Linked DNA regions of Homo sapiens: region 1 is linked to region 2. The links are chromatin loops, found by intact Hi-C in ENCODE. Cell type or tissue: HepG2. All regions are shown on one strand. Each heading gives the region's core, and the rest is flanking DNA. Links, peaks and the distances in the headings are about the cores only.

Evidence for each region. Peaks named below come from ENCODE experiments on the same cell type or tissue, not always from the same donor. Only the 100,000 strongest peaks of a DNase experiment are listed, where the experiment ranks them.
Region 1: it touches region 2 in a loop (2.3-fold over the local background); 2 of 110 quality-filtered maps call a loop at or near these places.

What each region holds. Positions count from the first base shown.
Region 1 is chr6:2,224,109-2,227,024 of GRCh38, forward strand. All of the region lies in intron 1 of GMDS (GDP-mannose 4,6-dehydratase), which reads right to left. Among named protein-coding and RNA genes, the nearest start is that of GMDS, 20 kb to the right of the region's middle. RefSeq lists a silencer at 2,647-2,916. In HepG2, for the core only: no CTCF peak of the experiment used is centred there; a DNase peak (open chromatin) is centred at 1,613; H3K4me3 peaks cover 787 bases.
Region 2 is chr6:2,161,221-2,164,136 of GRCh38, forward strand. All of the region lies in intron 1 of GMDS (GDP-mannose 4,6-dehydratase), which reads right to left. Among named protein-coding and RNA genes, the nearest start is that of GMDS, 83 kb to the right of the region's middle. In HepG2, for the core only: no CTCF peak of the experiment used is centred there; no DNase peak of the experiment used is centred there.

The sequences.
Region 1 (2,916 bases), core at 278-2,777, 63 kb after region 2:
GAAGATCTTATATAACAACAGTTTAGGGTAGGATGGGGAAAGCAACCAAATATAATGAGTTGAACAGTCCTTAAGAGATAAGAAAATGGACATAGTGACTGAAGCCACTGGGCTGTGAAACAAAGGCTGGGGGAATAATGAGAAAGATACTGACAGCCCGTTGTGGAACCCTAGAAATTATCCACCCTTATTGACACAGGTGTTGGGTTACTGTGCTTCATCTTTAATTCAGCTCTGTTGCAGGGATCCCTAATGCAGAACACTGACCACAGGGCCACAATGACTTCTGGACATTAGACTCAGACAACTTGGCATTTTCAGTTTGGTGATGATGTTGGAAACTGTTTTCAATTTGCAACCTAATTGCTTCCCAAATAAAGATCTCAATGATGCTTCTCATAGGAGAAATACATATATTCTAAAGAGTGCACTGAGTAGTTTTTAGCTATTTTACATATAATTTTATAGTTATAGGAGCGAAGATCAGTGATCAGAAATATTTTATGTACAAGTTTGGTATTATGTCTCAGAGAAAAAAAATCATAAGTATAGCATTTGTTAATGAACACCAAGTACCTTCATAAAAACATGTTTATTTGAACATGCAAATAAGAGTTAGTTGTTTACTCTCATCAAAATTATAGCGTGTCTTCAGGAAAAGAATTCTAGGTCAAAGCAGACTAATGTTCAGGACAGCCAAGAGTAAAACATTAATGAATATTTATTAATATTATGTGCCAGACACTGTGTCCTTCAACCCTCACCTATGGCTAGTACCATTATCCTCACTTTACAAAAGAGAAAACTGAGGCACAGAGAGGCTGAATAATTACTTGAAAGTCACAGAACTGAGAACTGGCAGAGAGGAGATTTGAACGCACGTACGTCCACACGATGTCAGACGCTACCTGAGATGAACAGTAAGCCTTGGCCGGGCATGGTGGCTCAGGCCTGTAACCTCAGCACTTTGGGAAGCCGAGGTGGGTGGATCGCTTGGGCCCAGGAATTCAAGACCAGCCTGGGCAACATGGTGAAACCTCGTTTCTATAAAAAATACAAAAAAAAAAAAAAATTAGCTGGGCATGGTAGTGCACAACTGTGGTCCCAGCTACTCGGGAGGCTGAGGCAGAAGTATTGTCTGAGCTGGGGAGGTCAAGGCTTCAGTAAGCCAAGACTGCACCACCGCACTCCATCCTGAGTAACCAAGCAAGACCCTGTCTCAATAAATAAACAAACAAACAAATAAATAAGCCTTTATCCTATGATCTCATTAAAGACAGAGGTGCCCCCTAACTTGCCCTTTAACTTGCAGTCTTGATCCCTGCAACAAAGCTGAACTAAAGATGAAGTGCAATACCAAACTGCTCCCTAACTTGTACCTTCTCCTGCTCCTATGCCACAGCTCTCTTCCATAAGTTCATTCTGAAGAGTCCTAGGCTGTTCTATGCAAATGACGAATCATTTGCCAACCCTTAGATTTTCCGGCTTGCATCCGGATCAGTGTGTTGGCTGTAAACCAACCAACACAGATGATCAATATTACAGCACAAAGGAAGTAAAAAGCCTTTGTGATTATCCAGTAAGCTAGGGATCAGAAAAGAATGATTGCAAAATCCTAACGTACAGTAGAATAAGGAAATGTTTCCAGGTATTTGTCAGAAAAGGGCCAGCTTCCATCTGGACCATGACCTACAAACAACATTAATGCTCCTAACAGAACTATTTAAATAAGATTCCACTGTTTGTTCTCTGAAATCTCCTGGGACACAATGACTACCTAGAAGGTAATCAGACCTCGACCACAGGAGAGCCAAGGACTGCCATTCCAGCTTTCCTGCCATTCTCACTTCCTGGCAGGTGAACTCTGCTCCCATTCCAGCCCCTGAAAGCCTAACCTAAGAAAAGAAAAAAAGAGAGAGGAATAGAAAAGAAAAAACTGTGAAAAGAAAGAAATGAAATAGAGGCAGAAAACAAAGAGGAGGGAGAAAGGAAACAATTACACTAGAGGTAGTTTCTGCTAGACCAACACTGAGCCAGGCCATCCCAGTTTTCACTCTCTTCTGGACACTCACCAACAATATACTTTAATTTTGTCAAAACTGCCTTTGGGTGAGGCATCCTGATTCCTGGGTAGAAATAACATGAAACCCGTGAAGTCAGAGACTCTTCTATAGTAGAGACCCAGAATGCAGTTCACTAATTTTGAAAGAATTTGTCAGAGCTGTAGGAGACCTGTGAGATCATGATTGCTGTTCCCATCTAAGAGTTAGATTCTGCCTATGATAACTGTCCATAAGGGCAACATTCCAACTAAATTTTCGCATTACTGTGTGCTACAATTAATTTTTTTAATCCAGTTAATAAAGTGCTTTCACAGAGTATATCATTAACAAAAGTTAATCGATAAATACTCCAGAGCAATAGCCCCAACAACAGAGATATTATAACCCTCCTATCAGAATACACAGAAATGGAATATGAGTATCTGGAAATGCAAACTTCAGCAAACATCACAGGAATTTTTTTAAGTGTTTGCATATAACATGTCAAAAACTAATGAACTCTGATTCTACTAGCATTTACTCTCCTAAATTCTATCACTCAAAATAATATGAAACCATTAAAAACACCTAACATGTGAACTAAAATATACACACAAATGTCTATGACAATCATAATAGGAGGTGCTAAGCTGGTTAACTAACAAGATCTCTTGAGGCTGGGATTTTCCTCACCCTAGACCCCCAGATGCATTCATCCCTGGAGTCCCTCGTACTCAATCAGTACTTGATGACTCTGAAAGAATCATCCAGGAATGATTCCAGATGGAATTTAAGTTCCATATCCAACTCAAGGCCAGTAACATTTGCTGAAAAGCAGTGAAGTCAATCAGTAACAAGTTAGTCAAAACAATGA
Region 2 (2,916 bases), core at 270-2,769:
GGATGGTCTCGATCTCCTGACCTTGTGATCCGCCTGCCTCGGCCTCCCAAAGTGCTGGGATTACAAGCGTGAGCCACCACACCCGGCCTATATGCTAAGATAATTTTAAAGTATAAAATCTTTAGTTCTGTGTATATGTTAGTTTTGCTCACTGACTGAAACAAGCTGTTAAATAGTAACAAATGACACGACTGACCACAGGTGCTTTCAGTGCACCTACTGTATCTACCATCTGACATCTTATGAGTACTGGGACAAGATTTAGGAATTATCAGAGGATTGACAGCTTCCCTCAGGAAGCTTCACAGTGTTTCTTGGAGGTTTTCTGTTTCAATTTGGGTGTACTTGAGGATTTGAAAATTCATTTTCCACATCTTAATAAAACTGTGCTATAAAGTGCTGACCCAGAGGTGGTGGGGGAACCCCCAATTCCCCACTGTGACCTTCAAACCAATCAGTCTAGGACAGAACAAGGACCTACGTGGGGCTGGTGAAAAAGATAAGGGACCCAACAGAGAAACCAAAGGACCCCTTTAAGGGACATTTCCCAAACTGTCCCTGAAACACAAAAAAGGGCTAAGGGTTTGGTTTCAAAGGACTTCCTGGCTGTGACTCAGACTGCTAAAAAGTCAAAATAAAAGGAGAGAAAGCCAAGACCTCATTCAAGCAAGTCACTAATGACAGGAGTCACTGTCAATAAACTCAAAAGCAAGATCTTGCCACAGATAAGCTACAATACAGCTAATTCACTCAGAAAAAAACAGAGCTGGTTCTCTATGCATGTTTTATACCACAATATATTCACCAAGAAAAATAATATTCTGCCAAGGAACATCTTAATGACACAGGAAATTGTCTATGCTTGATAAGGTCACTGCATTCATAGACAAAAATCTCTTGAGACTAAACTGGCCCCAGAGCCACACCAAGATATACATTCCAATGCCTATTTTAAAAATAAAGGAAGTCCATTTTCCAAGGAGCAGAAAGAATACCTGTGGGTGCCTAGGTTCTAATCATGCTTCTGCCCCAAGCTACATGACCTGGGAATTGTGAGTAAGCCACAGCGTAGGGAGGCCAGTTTTTGCAATGGTGACAAGGAACTGACTAGACAAGTTTGGTGGTTCTCAAAATCTCCTCCCATGGAACACCAGGGTTCCACTAATTAAGACTGTGGCTTTCTGTGGCTCAAATCAAATAATAGACATCTGTTTCCAAAGTTCTTTCCCATAATTTTTTCCTTATACCTCTGGGGCTTGAAAGTACTTGTCTGCTAAAAGGAAGCAGAAAAAAGGAGTAGACCTTATTGTTTTTTCTAGTCTCATGTATTCAGGGTTAGAATTTTAAACTTCATACTTAAAACAGTCTTACTTATTGCTAGCAAAATTATTCCTGGTTCAAATAATAGAATAAAAATATCAGGTTTTCATAACATTCCAACACACACACACACACACACACACACACACACACACACACACACACACACAAAACTTTCCTGGTGCTTCCCTACATTACCAGATTTGAGTGAGACCCATGAGATAAGTAACGTCTAAGAAGTGGCCCTGGGTTGAGAGGAGACAGCAGCAGTGATGCATACTTCCCACCCACACTGCTTCCACAGGAAACCGAGTTCCCTCCTGCTCTCCAAGCTCTGGGGCCACTGCAATTTCAGTTCATTCCTGCCATCCTTTGTTCCTTGTGGCCATCCCTCTCACTCACTCTATCGGCTCTGGGACTACATCAAAAAATAAAAAATTAGAGGAGCAACAGCCCACTGATCTAGACAGCTCTCTCATTTTCTCATTGATCCTTGCACACTGTAGTGTAGCTGATGTAAACTGTCGTAAGGAAAGTCTGGACAAGTTCTTGATATATTCAATCACGACCGATGACATGTGCCTAGGAGGCTACTTTTATAATGCTGAATAATAGGCCCAGGTGACAATAATAAACTGTCCTAACAGTGAACAGGGACTATAAAAATTGCCTACAAGCAAGGGAAGTGTCAGAAATCCTGTCATCTGCCTTGATTCTCAGGTGGAAAGAGAATCACCAAGGAAAAGTCAGATTTCCAAGCCCACTCACATCATGTGGGATTCTTGAGCAGGTCCACAGGGTCCAGGAGAGGCAAACACTAAATAGCTGTGTTAGTCAGGGTTCTCCAGGAAAACTGGACCAACAACATGTGTGTGTCTATGTGTGTGTGTGTGTGTGAGAGAGAGAGAGAGATTTACTACAACAAACTGGCTCGTGTGATTATAGAGGCTGAGAAGTCCCAAGATCTGCAGTCAATAAGCTGTAGACCCAGGAGAGCCAATGGTGTAAGTTCCAGCATGAAAGCTGACAGGTTCAAGAACCAAAAGGAGATAACATTTTAATTTGAGTCCAAAGGGAGGAAAAGACCATGTCCCAGCTCAAGACAGTCAGGCAGGAAGAGTTCTTACTTGTTAAGAGGGTCAACCTTTGTTCTATTCAGGACTTCAAATACCTGGTGATACCTACCCACATTAGACACACAGGATGAACTAGCCAACACCACAGGCTGAGCGCTGCCACTTGGCCCCTGGGATCCAATTGCTCCTGCTGCATTAGGTTTCCCAATTCAGTGACTACAGCTCCCACTGTAAGGCCTAACAGACGAAAGCAACCACAGAGCTCTTCCAGGATGCTGGGGCTCCCGTCACAAATGCATTTCTCACCATTGTGAAAGCCATGTCTTCTGGACCCTCCCGTGGTGGGCAAGTAGGTCTTTAACGACAAATCTACTCTAACATTTCATTCTTCCTAATAAGCCTTTGAATCCTTTTCTCTACATTAAAATGAGCCAAGTCTAGCATTTCTAATTCAATCACCGTAGGCCACCTTTTGGTCCATGGTTCAGCCAACCCAACGTACTATTAGAGCACTTTCTGA